Linked DNA regions of Homo sapiens: regions 1 and 3 are each linked to region 2. The links are chromatin loops, found by intact Hi-C in ENCODE. Cell type or tissue: chondrocyte. All regions are shown on one strand.

Region 1 (5,000 bases), 800 kb before region 2:
TTGTTTTAATTTTTTTTGATAAGTTTGGGATTAACCATCTACTTGGTTCCTGATCAATGAATACCAAAGGGTAATTACAAATACATGCCCCTCCTATTCTTTTTCCAACTTAGCTCAGAGACTTCTGTATAAGATGAGCCTCCTCATTCTTTTCTACCACTGCATAATATTCCATTATATGAATTTATCATAATTTACTGAACCAATCCCCTACTGCTTGATGTTTGGCTGTTTATTTATTTAGCTATTATAAACAATGCTGCAAGGAATAACCTTGCACACACACATTTTCATATCTGTATCTGTCTTAAGGATTCCTGAAAACGGACTGCTAGGCCAGAGTATGTTCATCTGTAATTTTTATAACTATTATTAAATTTCCCCACCTATATCTCTGCTCCAAAGTGTGCAAGAATGTCTAGAAGACACTTAAAATAACTGTATAATCTATTACTGGTCATTTTCTACCCTTAATTCACATGACTCCTACAGAGAATCATCTCAAGGCCCTGAGATCTACATCATCAACAGCCCACCAGCCCCTCTGTGCCTCCTGACACCTCCTCTGTAGAGGTGGTTTTCTTAGCCCAGCTTTCCATTAACTTTTCCATGCTTCTCTGGCCTCATTCCCTCTCTTTTCACATTGATTCCTGTTCTCCTTGGAGTTAGGCCTGTATTATAACATTATCTAACAAAAGGAACCAATGGTCAGAAAGGGGAATTTTACAGGTCAAGACATTTTCAATGGGACAGTTATGAAAGTTTGGAGTACAAAGACAGCACAAACCTGACTCTGTGTAGCTCACACAGTCTGTGATTGTTTTCCAGCATACTTCACCATTCTGAGTTACAATGCTATTGATATCACAATTTTCTCTGAGTTGAAACCCAAGATTACAAATTATATCATACACTGAGGGAGAAAGACATGTGGTAATAGGGTCCCCTATTAATACCTAAAAAATAAAATAAAATAAAAGGCACTGCTTAACAGAAAGAAAAATAGAGTATTATATATTTCAGACACATCTCTTAAGAACTGAATGCACTCAGGTATAGTTGCTGTTAACATGCTTTCTGGATATCGTGAGAGCTGTATGATTAAAACATAGTGATTAAATATTAAAGATAATTTACATAAATGTTCTCAAATATGATAAAGGCTTAAAGACCTAAAATTATCAATCATAATATTTGCAAACTGCTCTGTCTATGGGGTAGCCATTGTTTATTCCTTTACTTTCTTAATAAACTTGCCTTTCACTTAAAAAAAAAAAAGAAAAAATACAAGTTCACGGAAGCTGAATGTGTTTTACGACCAGAGCATTATTGCTCTCAGCATTCCTTCACTATCCCAGAGTTATCAAAATAAGCAATTTTTTTAAATGGGGAATGGGAGAGCAGAAACCAAGTATAACGAACAAGAAGGAAAAAGAACCCCACGTACCTCTGACTACCTAAACGGTGTTGAAGAAAACCACAATGTCATCCCAAAACATGCCTCTTCGATATAAAAACAACAACAAATTTGAGCTGAAGACAAGAGGCAGCAAATGAAGGAAAAGCTCTCTCTATCCTCCCCCTCTTCCGCCCAAAGACAGGATATAAATTCTTTACTGGGGATAACTTTAGACTTACCAGACCAGTTAAGGTACCAGGGGAATCTGCAAACAATTCTTACTCCATTAGTTTCCGAATATGTATCTACCTTCCCAATTTCCTGCCCTTTGAAGCCTAAAACTGCTCTCCTGTGTCCTGTCACTTCTCTGCAAATCTACAGTTCTTTGTTGAAGATGGTATACAAATGTAGTTCTAAGCCACCATTTCAAGTTACTTCTCATTAAGGTTTATCCCTTGTGATGTGTACTCTGTCCAAGAATAAACTTTTTTCTTGTTATCCTTTCATTTGTTAAAGGGGTCACTCCGAACTAAGATGGGCAGAGGTAAAGTTTAGCCTTCCCTGCCATGTAAAAAGTAGCAAACCGTACTGGTTTTCCATGGAGAATTAAATACAATCGAAATCCTCACAATTACCCCACATGACACTAAGACCATCGTATAAACCTGCAAAGAAGTCAAATTCAGGATCTAAAGCGGAACCGAAGCTCTTTATTTTGGTGTGTTGAGTTAAGGGGGGGCTGTGTTGTGACAGTCATAATTAGCTCTGGGCAGCTTCCTAATGTGGAAACTGCTATCAGTTGCCCTGTTTGCTCCTCCTGCACCCAGAAGTTGCACTTTCCACTCTCAGCCCTGGTTTTCGAACAATCCCAGCAGGCCCTAACAATTAAGTCATCACTAAAGAAATCTACATCAACTATTTGTTGATTGGCGATTGTCACTCGCATCCTCCATGTGGCTCTATGGGGCTGGAACTCTGCAGACTACACTGGGCCGGTGCTTTGGAGCTGGACTTAAATTTGAATCATTCCTCAGCCTCTGACTACCTCTTGCCTTGGAAAAGTTACTTTATCGGAATCTCAGTTCTAAGTGAAATAAAACGGTGCCAGGCTGCACCTGGTAGGGCTACAGTAATCAGATAACACATGAAAAGCATCTAGCACATAGTACTCAAAAATGGTAGTTATCGTTATCATCATTTTGGAGACGGGGTCTCGCCGTCGCCCAGACAGGGGTGCAGTGGCGCGATCTCGGCTCACTGCAGCCTCCACCTCCTGGGCTAAAGCGATCCTTCCACCTCAGCCTACGGAGTAGATGGGACCACAGGCCCCACCACGCCCGGCGATGAACACAAATTTACTGTCCGAGTGTGGACCCTACAGGCAGCGACTAGGAAACTGCGCTTCTAGGAACGAGCCACGGTCAGGTGAGAGCCCGACCTGCGGCTTTCCGCCCCCGCGCCACCGCGCACAGCCCTCCCTGACCGTCCGCCGCGTTCCAGCTCAGGGCCAGGAGGCGACGGAGAAACCGAGCCTGGCCCAGGGAGGCCGGCAGGGCCCGCCAGGCGTCTTGCAGGGCCGAGCGTCCGATACCGCCACAGAGGCCAGGGCCGCGACGTCGCCAGCGCCCTCCAGCGCGGGACCGCCGGCCACCGCAGGCGCGTGCTCGCTCGCCCACTCCGCGTAGCCGAGCACCACCCAGCCTGGCGCCGACTCCCTGCCTAGCTCGGGATCGAACCGGGCCCTACACCCGCCCTACCTCCATAACTTCCGGTGCCCCGCTGCGGCGCGCGTGAATGACGCAGGCGCCTGCGCGCCCCTCCTCCAGGCGCTTTGGAGCCCTGGCGGGCACTTCCTACCGTACGAGGCGCAGGTGGGAGACTTCCGCCCTCGCGGGACTGGCTAGGGCGTTTGACCGCCGGCGGTGAAGGGGAGGCGGTGGGCGTCTTGGAGAACAGAGCGAGATGGAGAAGCGAGGCCGAGGCGTGAAGTCGAGCCCCATCCAGACCCCGAACCAGACCCCTCAGCAGGCTCCGGTGACGCCTAGGAAAGAAAGGAGGCCTAGCATGTTCGAGAAGGAGGCAGTGAGTGCGGAGACTGCTAGGGGCCCGAGACGGCTATGTCCGACCGTTTAAGTGAAATCGCTCCCCAGTGGGCCCCGCTCCCGTCACCACCCCCAGAGCCAAGGAGGCAGCATCTCCCTTTTGTGTTTCTTTTTTCCCCAGATGCGAAATTGAAGCCTGAGACTGAGTTGGGCAGTCCCCTTTGGACTTGAGTGCTAAAGTTTTCTTGTTTTTTAATTAGGGCCATAGAACCCTACATAAGTCGATTGGAAGGGTGGTTACAAGATCTTCTTTTCAAATTTACTCAGCTTGCGGATTTCCTGAGAGTACTCTGAGTATTATTGCTTTGTACTAAAACACAGTATGTTAGTGTATTTAGTGCCATTATAAGCAGTTTTGCTAGCGAAAAATGAGTGTGTTGTATTAAAAAAATAATTTGATAAACCAGGCAGAATAGTGCCATGTTTTGGGTTTTTAAAACATCAGCAGTCTGGATATTTGAAGAATGTACAGGAGAAAAAAACTTAAGTTGAAAATACCCTGTCCAAAACTTACTGATATTGATGGAAAGGGTCATTATTCAGTTTTATTGGTGGTATAACAGGTATTTCTATATGATTAGGCTTTGAAAACCGTTAATGTATTAAAGACTCTATATTTTATTGATACTTTAACAGAAAATTAGTTTGCCCAAGGATACAAAGCTGTAATGATAGAGCTGGGACCAGAACCTGTATGCTAGTACTCGGTCCAATTGGCCTATACTGGTTTCTCTTCGTACTTACTTCGTGGACCTATAATAGGATGAAGATAGAGATGACAGGCAAAACAATTTTTTGAAGACCCTAAAACATTTTAAGATTACTCTTAAAAAGAGAATTCTCAAAATAATGGCGAAATTTCAGGTTCTTGTTTCCCTGGTGTCTACATTTTACAGAGGAAAGAACGAACTAAATAAAGGAGGAAAAGCAAACAGGCCAAGTTTACACAGCTAAGAAAAAGAGCAGAGCAGGGCTAGAAACCTAAATCAGTTGGACTTAAAACTTCACACTCCCAAACACTATGCTGTATTTCTTGGCAATGAGTCTGAGTAACAGGTCACCAACAGTAAAGAAAAATTTCTATATATTGAGGCAGACAAGGGTGGCTTTTATAAACTTACTGCCTATCTGAGGTCTGAAGTGGTCTTTAAAATTCAATGAGCCTGAACTCAAAATGAGGAGACACATAGGTGCACCTGGTATATAGGTTAAAATCTGGGAGTGAGGGGACATGGACCAAAGTAATTATTAGTATTTGATATGGATGTGATCAATTATAGCTATCTTTAAAGTTGATTCTTTTAGAGGTGAGAAATTTGAATAGAACAATAATTGGGAAGAAATTGAGAAAGGACTCTACAAATGCTCACTAAATGTACCTGAGGAAACTGTTCACTTAGTTATTTCTAATTTAAGGTAGCTGTTAATTTCCCTATTTTGGAGCATAGGAAAATTTAAGACATACTGTTTCATCAATATGACCATCTCTTGATTTTATC
Region 2 (5,000 bases):
CAGGTGCAGTGGCTCACGCCTGTAATACCAGCACTTTGGGAGGCCAAGGCGGTCAGATCACTTGAGGCCAGGAGTTTGAGACAAGCTTGAGCAACATGGCAAAACCCTATCTACACTAAAAATACGAAAAAATAATTAGCTAGGTGTGCTGGCATGTGCTTGTAGTCCCAGCTACTTGGGAGGCTGAGGCAGGAGAACCACTTGAACCCAGGAAGTAGAGGCTGTAGTGAGCTGAGATCACGCCAGTGCACTCCAGCCTGGGCAACAGGAATGAAACCCTGTTTGAAGAAAACAAAACAAACAAAATCCAAAAAACTTACTATGTAGCCTTGGGCAAAGTGACTTTTCAAAGCCTTGTATTCTTTATTCTCAAATAATACAACCAGCACCTCCCCCATTACACACATACACCGGTGTACACACACACACAGACACACACAACCAGCACATAATTCTTTTTTGCAAAGACTTCTTAGAAAGATAAAAAAGAGATAAGTACTAGTTTTTCATACATATGTATGCTATGAGAACCAGTCAATAAAATAAAACAACAAATAATATACATTGTAGCTTCTTAAGAATCTTCAGCTTTTAAAGTCCCAAGTCTTTCCAGGGCTCCCAGAGCCCCAGTGACTCCTCACCAACAGAGATGGGATCCCGGAAGAGCCGGGATCATGATTGGAGGGAGAAAGATACGGAGACCCCAGTCTGTGCCAGAAGAATTTCCTGAATTAACGTTTTTATCAGGATGAAGTGTGGATTATCAAGTTTGTTAGAATAAATGGTAGGTTTCGGTGATTCTTTTAAGATGAAAATTGATTAGGATTGGGTAAAGCCTGTGGTGTGATCTTGTAAGGTTTGTGGACAGAAGACAAGAGTTTCGAAGTGAGCCTTCACAAGAACATTGCTACTTGGTAAATGAACTTTTTGCTCAGATTAGCAACATGTTGTCCTGATAGAGAGAAGTTTGCACAGATAAACAAACTGTCTTGATAAACTGAGTTATAGGAATGCCTTGAAACAAATATTAGAGTTTCATGCAAAATGTCACTTCATGTTTGAGTAAAATTACACAGAAAACCAACGTATATGTCACAAGACACTGATACCAAGAGTCTGGCTATCGCACAGAGACAGTGAGACCAAGCCTAGGAGTGATTCTGATTGTCAGAATGAGCCCCATTGTGAGAATATCAAACCAGAAATTAGACTCATGACAAGAAGCCACTAGGGATGAGCTAGTGGCTCATAATAGTAGGGGGAGGAACATTATAGACACCATTGCTGAGAGGCAGCAGGTGCCTGTTAACAGAAAAGAACCATACGTAGGCAACATGCCAAGAAAATGCCCAGGAAAACAGGGAAGGAAAGCCCCCAGATTCGAGGATGACACTCTAGAGCCAGTCATCTGGCACACTTGCAGTGGGTATTGGCGGAAACTTCACTTCTCACAATTTTCTCTTTCTTTTGAAATAAGTTGTCTTCATCTGCGTAATTTGGGTTCTCCAGAACATCATCTGCTCTGGTACATTCCTGACTATCTTTGCTGTAAATGTTTCTGACGGGACAGGGGACCAGGTGTTGTACCTGGGTGACATAACTCTCAGGTTAATTGTGGACTAGTGGCCAAAAGCAAAGTATGGTCTTCCTTCCATGTGAATCTAGGGCATGTTTTTTCTTTTCATCTTTTCTTATAAGACAACATTTCCAGGTCTTAGGTCTAGTGGAAGCTGCTTCGGAGCCATGGAGAAAAGGCAGCCTGCGCTGATTGACCATGAGCCTAAGTACACTGCATGAACCTTTGGAAGTACCTCTTCTATGTCTGCCTGAAGTAAGATAAAGTTGAAATTTTGGGGTAAATACTTTGCATAATGGCGAACCTGTGATAGTTTCACATGGTGAGAGTTTATAGGGCTCTCAGGGAGTGTGGACTCATGAGACTAGTGTGACATCTTTACCAGGGAAGCTACGCCAGATGCTTTGGATGGCTTTAGCTCTGTGGTGCCACTGGATGCCTCAAGGTTCTGAGCAGGCAGAAGGCTTCTTTCAGAGCTCTTCAGTGACAACTCCAGCAAAACTAGAACAATGAATTCATTCTTTACATTGGGAGCCAGCATAATTATGCTTATTTATATGTTTGCTTTCTCTACCATACAGTCCATAAATCTCCAACCAGTAAAACTCCAAGTAAATTCTGAGAAAAATTAAACAATGACCAGGACACAGTCAAAACTCATTATACAGTGTAGTCATATGAAATTCAAAAAGGGGCCCAGGTTCTGTGTGTAGAGGCTCGGGCTCCTGTGCTTTTTCCATTTTTCAGTTTTATCGGTGTCATGCTGTTGACCTGTAGACGTGCTCCAGGGTTGTGTTCAGCAAGTGTGGCAGTGTCCTCACTGGTATTGATTGAGTGCAGTGGCTGAGCCTTCTTTGCTGTCTGGGTAAATTATGTAAAATCATGTGCAAGCTTCTATTGGAGGTCCTCTGGCACCACCAAGTGGCTGGCCTGACAGCTCCCAGCCTGCCCGGCTGAGTTCCCCACCAGATTCACACTTCTCTTCTCTGATTCTGGAGCAACATTTCTGAGTTGTGTCATCATTTGTAATCAGTTAGATTCATTTGTCACAGTCATCCTTCTAGTTTGAGATTTCCTCAAATCCTAGTTGAGTTTTTATTTACTTTGCATACGATAAATTTGACTTTTTAGCTTTTCCATGTCTTTCCACAACACAGAAATGCAGTCAAAAATCTTCCACCCACTACCACACAGAACAGTTCCATCACTCATCAACCCATCCCCAAACCCTTAGAAGCCCTGCCCCCTTTTCCGTTCCTACATTTTTGCCTCCTCCAGGATGTTATATAAGTGGAACATGTAATATGCAGCCTTTGGGTGCTGCCTTTTTCACTTACCAAAATGCAGTTAAGATTCATCTACATCCTGTGAGTCGGTTACTCACTCCTTTCACTGTTGAGTAGCCTTACGTCGTGTGAACACACCACAGTCTGTTTCTCCACTCGTGTTGAAGGACAACTTGGTTGTTTCCAGTTTGAGGTGTTATGAATAAAACTGTTATAGACATCTGCAAATTGTTTTTTGTGTGAACACAGTTTTCCATTCACTTAGATAAACATCTAGGACAGGACTTTGTGGGCCATGAGATGATTGTATGTTTATCTTTATAAGAAATGGGCAATCTGTGATCCAGGGGGTGTGGACGTCCAAGTAGAATACTACTTTTGTATTCCCACCAGCAATGGGAATTCTTGTGGTTTCACATGCCTATCGACATTTGGTGTTGTCAATTTTATTTTAAGCTTTAACTTTAGTAGTACTTGAGGGTAATAGGGAGAGAGAGAAAAAATTCTGGATATAAGTACTTTATCAAATATGAAATTTGCAAGTAATAGCTCCAAGTCTGTGGCTTGCTTTTTTACCATATTTACAGGTCGTTTGCAAAGCAAACACTTTAAATTTTGTTAAAGTCAAATTTTAAAAATTCTTCTTTCATTGAGCATGCTTTTGGTACTGTATCTTAAAACTCACCACCAAAACCAAAGCCATGCAGCTTTTCTGTTATGTTTTTTTTCTAGAAGTTGTATGGTTTTGCATTTTACATTCAAATCTATAATCCACTATGAATTAATGTTTGTATATGGAAAAGGTATATATTGGTCCTATTTGGGACATTTGCATATCAAATGTTCCAACACAATTAACTGAAAGGATTCTCTTTCTTTCCTAACATGACTTGTACCTATGCCAAAAGTCACTTGTCAATATATGTCTGAGTCAATTTCTCTATTCTTACTTTTGTTCCATTGATTGCCTATCCCAGTGCCAATGCCACATTTTATTGTTTACTGTCACGTTATAGTGTCTTAAAATCAAGTTATGTGAGTACTTTACTTTTGTTGTTTTGTTCATTTTCCAGAATTTTGTTTTGTTTTTCTTGCAGAATTTTTGTGATTATTATAGTTTCTTTGCCTTTCTACATGAATTTTGATTCAGCTTGTTGTTATTTACAAAGTAGACTTGCTGGAATTTTATTGAGATTGCATTGCTCAAATCAGGGAAAATGGGAGAATGGACATCTTTGAAATATTAAGCCTCAAATCCATGAAACTGCATATTTCTTCATTTACTTAGATATTTCTTCCTTCTTTCATCAGTGTTTTGTAGTTTTCAGCATACAGACGCTGCACCTATTTTGTTATATTTATACCTAATGCTTCATTTATTTTAGTACGATTTAGTGCCTTTTAAATAGTATTGTGTATATTTGAGGTTTACAACATGATGCTATGAAATATAGATGGTAAAATGGTTACAGTGGTGAAACAGATTAACATATCTATTATCTCACATATTTTTTGTGACAAAGGCAGCTAAAATCTACTTATTTAACAAAAATCCTTAACATGGTATAATTTTATGAAGTTTGGCCCTCACGTTGTGCATCCAGTCTCCGGAACTGTTGTCCCACCTACCTTCTATGATATTTTGATCCCTTTGACCTACATCCCCCCATGTCCTCTTGCAACCCCCACCCATGGAAACACTGTTACACACTCTGTCTCTGTGTGTTTGAGGGTTTTTAAAAAAATATCTCACATATAAGTGAGATCATTCAATTGTTTTCTTTCTGTGTCTGGGTTATTTCACATAGAATCATGTCCTCCAGGCCCAGCCATGTTGTGCAAATGACATTTTTTTTAAAATTCAAATTCCAAATGTTCATTATTACAGGTAGAAACATTTTTAATTTTCATGTAAGTTGTTTCCTTTTGGGCATAGAGATGTTTGTAATATTACTGATTTTAGGTGTTTCCTGATTTCTATTACAAGCACTTAGTACTCTACATTTCCCTCAAAGCACTGCTTAGCTGCATCCTGATAATTTTGATATATTGTATTTTAATTTTTGATTCAAAATATTTTTAGTTTAGTGTAAGACTTCAGTTTTGACCCATCATTCATTTAGAAGTGTGTTGTTTAT
Region 3 (5,000 bases), 260 kb before region 2:
GAGGGAGAGAGGGAGAGAGGGCATCCAGAGAGAAAGGGGAAGAGAGGGAGGGATGGGGGAGAGAGAAAGAGACAAAGAGACAGAGGGAAAGAGGGGGAGTTGGGGGAGGGAGGAAAAGAGAGCAAGATGAATAAAAACAAGTATACTTGGCTGAAACACGCTGGAGTGAGTCAGACAGTGAAGCAATAAGATATAGGAAAGGCCGTCTGAGGCAACGGGCTGTGAACTGAAGGCCCTGGCTTTGAGTTGTGAAATGAGTGAGTTTTAGTTCATCAATATGGAGGAAAAAGCTAGACCTACATGTGTAAAAAGAAAAGTTTAGAAACAAAATAATGATGGCAGTGATAGTGGCTGGTCTATGGACAGCTACTGGAGGAAGCTCAATGTACATTTTACTCATGAAACAAAAAATACATATAATATGTTGAATAAGGATGCTTAGAAGTCAGGCATTAAAATGAGATACATTTCTCCTGCATTCAGGTTTTGCTGTCATTTATCGAAAAGTTGAGGTTTCCTGACAATCATGTTCCCTGTCGATGGCCTTAGCCACATCAGAATGGTTGTCTCCCAGGATTAATGTGTGGTGCCTTTGTGAGCTCACCTGGGAGGAAGGTGTCCCTGGACCTCGATGACTCCGTGCGAGCACCTGCCCTGTGGCCCTCCATCTCCCTTCTGCGAATCGCTGCCAGCACACCACGGGAGCTCCGCACCTTCCACCGTGGACCGGGAGGGCCGTCGTTCTAGACGCTGATGCTGCTGCTCACAGGGAAAGGTTCGGCCCAGGCCCACGCTCTGAGAGTTGTCTGTACAAGGCTCAACCAACTCGCCCTCAGGGCAGGCACAGGCCTTGGTCGTGTGGAACGAGTCGGTGGGTGAAATAACACATCTTCACTCCCAAGTATCCAAGCGTGGGATCTGTGATTGCCGGGAGGAGAGAAGCCTTCATACCGTGACCAACTCACTGGCTGCTGCGTGTCCCAGCTATAGGCTACATGGGGGCAGAGGGCTCCTTCCGTCATTCCTGGAGGACCAAAATCTTAGGCCAGCTTTGCTCAGTCTGCGTTTCACAAAGTGATGCTTTTGACCATGGAGCAAGTGGTGCCTAGGCCTTGAGGAACGCAGGTGTGGGGTGATCCAGGAGCTGCCACTCCAGCTCCACGGCCACAGCCCTGTGGGCTGCCAATGCCCAAATGGGAGGGCCCTGCTGAGGGCTATCACCCACACGAGGCCCTTAGCCCAGGGCAGGTACCTGCACTGATGCTTCCCACCCTCTTAGTAAAGTCCTTCTGGAGCCACCAGCCTGGGGGCCCAGGGGAGGGGCTGAAGCAAGCTGGGACACTCCTGCTTCGCCCGGGTGTCAGCCCTGTGCCCAGGGGAGTGAGCTGCGGGCCCAGAGCAGCTTGCGGCCCACGCAGCCGGCGTTAGCCTTGGGGACCACGTGGGCATTTGTGAGAGAGGTCCGGGCCCGTGCCCCCCACCCCGTGCAGTCCCACAGGGGCCCCTGACTCACCCTTCCCCAGCCCTTGCTCAGCGGTCCGGCCCCTCTGGCTCCCCTGAGTCTGCGCTTGGCCCCTTGCGGGTGGGGTGAGCGCGGAGCCTCGGCTGTCCCTGCCTCGTGGCCCACCCAGGGCGCCCGCCGCCCCTGCAGCAGTAGCAGGACCTACTGCCAGCTTCTCAGTTCCTGTCTCGGCCTTTTTCAGGCCGTTGAAGACTTTTGCCACTTTTCTGACTTTTTTTTTTTTTTTTTTTTTACCACATAAGGGCTTTTTCAACCCCAAAGCACATCAAATGCAGGATGGGAAGTGATATTCGACTTTCCGGCCTCCAGCGCACACCCCTGACGCGCGCGGACTGCAGGGCTTGGGTCGGGGCGTCCCTGGGAAGCTCAGCCGGTTCAGCCCCGGCGAGCCCCGCCCGCGCGCGTCCCCGAGAGCCGGAGGCCCCGCCGAGCGCATGCCCAGCCCTCCCTGCGCGCCTGCGCCCTCCCTGCGCCCTCTCCTGGGCCCTGACTGTGCTTGAATGACAGCTTCACTGCAGGGTAACCCGGAACCTTCAAAAGGCCGATTCTGCAAACAAAATGGTGTAGAAAGAGGAAGAAAGCATTAGTGCAACAAAACTCGATTGCGCTTCGTTTTATGTACGATTTATTTACTTTTAAAATATTTTTTCTGTTTTTAGATTTATTTTTCTACTGAAAAATTGTTTAGTTATCTTGAGGTGGGACAGAATTCTTCATACGACTTTTCCCATTTAAAAATGTAATTATTTTTAAATATGGCTTTAGGAATAAATTACAGTTGTTAAAATGGAGATACATATTATTTATATTTATGTATTGATTATTGAATGGTATATACGCAAGCAACATACACGTGACTATACATATGCATCATGAATACACAAACCTCCCTTGTCTCAGGCCATACTTATTCTGGATTTTAAAGAAGTGGAAAAGTTGGCAAAGTGTCAGAGAACAAGATCAACACATGGAAATCAGTTGTGCGTCTGTATACCAGACAGAAACAATTTAAAACGGAAGTTAAAAGTACAATACCATTTGCAATAACATACAAAACAATAAAATACCTCGTAATAAATGTAACTTGGGAGGCAGAAGACTTGTACTATGAAAACAGAAAAACAATGCCAAAATAAATTAAAACCTATATAAATGGAAAGACACCCTCGTGTATAGTTTGGAAGATTTAATTCTAATTCATTATAATATCTGTAGTATTCTTGGGTTATATGTGATATTTTGATATCTGTTTAAAATGTGTAATGATAAAGTTAGGGTAATTGGGATACCCATGACCTCATACATTTTTATTCTCTGTATTGAGAACATTACAATTCTTCTAGCTATTTTGATATGTACAATAAACTATTAAGCATAATTTTCCTACTATACTGCATGTGATAGCTCATTCCTTCTGACTGTATTTTTGTACTCCTTAACCAGCTCCCCTTCATCTTCCTCTCCACCATTCCACCCCAGCATCTGGCATCCGCCATCCTGCTCTCAACATCCACAAGACCCACTGTTTTAGCTCCCACATATGAATGAGAACATGCAATATTTGTCTTTCTGTGTCATGCTTATTTTACATAACAGAATGATCTTCAGATCTATCCATCCTGCTGCAAATGACAGGATTTAATTCCTTTTTATGGCTGACTAGTATTCCATTGTGTGCATATACAATATTTTCTTTGTCCTTTCGCCTATTGATGAACACTTAGGTTGATTCGATGTCTTGGCTATTGTGAGTAGTGTTGTAATAAACATGAGAGGGCCGATGTCTCTTTGATATACTGATTTCCTTTCTGTCAGATGCATACCCAGCAGTAAGATTGCTGGACTATACCAAACGTAGTTCTAGTTTAGTTTTTTGAGGAACCCCCATACTGTTTTCCCTAGTGGGTGTACTACTTTACATCCCTACCAACAGTGTATGAGTGTTCCTTTTTTTCCACCTTCTCATCAGCATTTGCTATTTTTTGTCTTTGTGATAATTCTAAATGGGGTCAGATAATATCTTCTTGTGGTTTTGAATTGCATTTCTATAATGACTAGTGATGTTGAGCCTTTTTTCATGTACGTGTTGGCCATTTCTTTTGAGAAATGTCTATTAGGTCTTTTGCCCAGTTTTTAATTGGGTTGTTTGAGTTTCTTATATATTCTGATTACTAATCCCTTGTTGGATGGGTAGTTTGCAAATATTTTCTCCCATTCTGTGGGTTGTCTCTTCACTTCGTTGATTTTTTCCTTTGCTGTGTAGAAGCTTTCTGGCTTGATATAATACTATTTTTCTATTTTTGTTATAGTTGTCTGTAATGTTGAGGTCTTACCAAAAAATCTTTACCCAGATCAATGTCCTGGAATGTTTCTCCGTATTATTTTTTAGTAGTAGTTCTATCGTTTTGGGTCTTGCATTGAAGTCTTTAATCCATTTTGATTTGATGTATGTATATGGTAAAAGAGGGGGGTCTCGATTCATTTTTTTCTGCATGTCTAACTTTCCTGGCAGTATTTATCAAAGAGACTGTCCATTCCCCAATGTATGTTCTTGATGTCTTTGCCAAAAATGAGTTGGCTGTAAGTACGTGGATTTATTTCTGAATTCATCGTTTTATTCCATTGGTCCACATGTCTGTTTTAGTGTTGGTACTGTGCTGTTCTGGTTACTATACATTTGTAGCAAAATTTGAAATCAGGCAGTGTGATGTCTTCAGCTTTGTTCTTTTTTCTCAGGATGGCTTTAGCTATTTGGAGTCTTTTGTGGTTTCCTACGCTTGTAGGAATGCTTTTTTCTGTTTCTGTGAATAACATCATTGGTATTTTGCTAGAGATTACATTGAATCTATTGATCACTTTGGGTGATTTACAGTATTCATTCTTCTAATCCATGAGCATGGGATATCTTTCCATTTGTGTCTGTGTACCCTCTTCTTCTCTTTCATCAGTGTTTTATAGTTTTCCTTGTAGAGATCTTTTACTTCCTTGGTTAAACATATTCCTAGGTATGTTTTTTGTACCTACTGTAAATGAGATTGCTTTCTTGATTTCCTTTTTAGATTGATCTCTGTTAATGTATATAAATGCTACTGATTTTTATATGATCATTTTTTATTCTGAAACTTTATTAATTTATTGGTTCTGATTTGTGTGTGTGTGTGTGTGTGTGTGTGTGTGTGTGTGTGTAGTCTTTAGGTTTTTCTAACTATAAGATTGTGTCATCTGCAAACAAGGATAATGTGATGTCTTCCTTTTCCAATGTGGATACCCTTACTTTCTTTCTCTTGTCTAATTGCTCTGGCCAGGACTTTGAGTATTATATTGAATACAAGTGGTGAAAACAGACATCCTTGCCTTGTTCCAATCTTAGTGAAAAGCCTTTCCATTTTTCCTTGTTTAGTATGATATTAAATGTGGGTGTATCATATATGGACTTCCTTGTGTTGAAGTACATTCCTTCTATACCTTATTTATTGAG

What was found. Hi-C counts contacts between places; a loop is a spot of excess contacts. Peaks named below come from ENCODE experiments on the same cell type or tissue, not always from the same donor. Only the 100,000 strongest peaks of a DNase experiment are listed, where the experiment ranks them.
Region 1: a loop joins it to region 2, with 2.4 times the contacts of the local background. A loop is called at or near these places in 3 of 110 quality-filtered maps.
Region 3: a loop joins it to region 2, with 4 times the contacts of the local background. A loop is called at or near these places in 4 of 110 quality-filtered maps.

Annotation. Positions count from the first base shown.
Region 1 is chr6:169,749,820-169,754,819 of GRCh38, reverse strand. It overlaps DYNLT2 (dynein light chain Tctex-type 2), which reads left to right and starts at 3,248. Exons shown (of 4, transcript NM_174910.3): 1 at 3,248-3,481. The coding sequence starts at 3,362. It overlaps ERMARD (ER membrane associated RNA degradation), which reads right to left and starts at 3,198. Exons shown (of 18, transcript NM_018341.3): 1 at 3,157-3,198; 2 at 788-956. The coding sequence starts at 3,162. In chondrocyte, CTCF peaks have their summits at 2,759 and 2,960; a DNase peak (open chromatin) is centred at 3,199.
Region 2 is chr6:168,954,571-168,959,570 of GRCh38, reverse strand. It overlaps LOC105378146 (a long non-coding RNA gene), which reads left to right. Exons shown (of 4, transcript NR_136250.1): 2 at 1,712-1,831. Among named protein-coding and RNA genes, the nearest start is that of LINC01615, 210 kb to the left of the region's middle. In chondrocyte, a CTCF peak has its summit at 2,502 (motif pointing left); no DNase peak of the experiment used is centred here.
Region 3 is chr6:169,210,092-169,215,091 of GRCh38, reverse strand. It overlaps THBS2-AS1 (THBS2 antisense RNA 1), which reads right to left and starts at 1,880. Exons shown (of 3, transcript NR_134621.1): 1 at 1,514-1,880; 2 at 605-918. RefSeq lists a silencer at 1,792-2,141. In chondrocyte, a CTCF peak has its summit at 2,005 (motif pointing left); no DNase peak of the experiment used is centred here.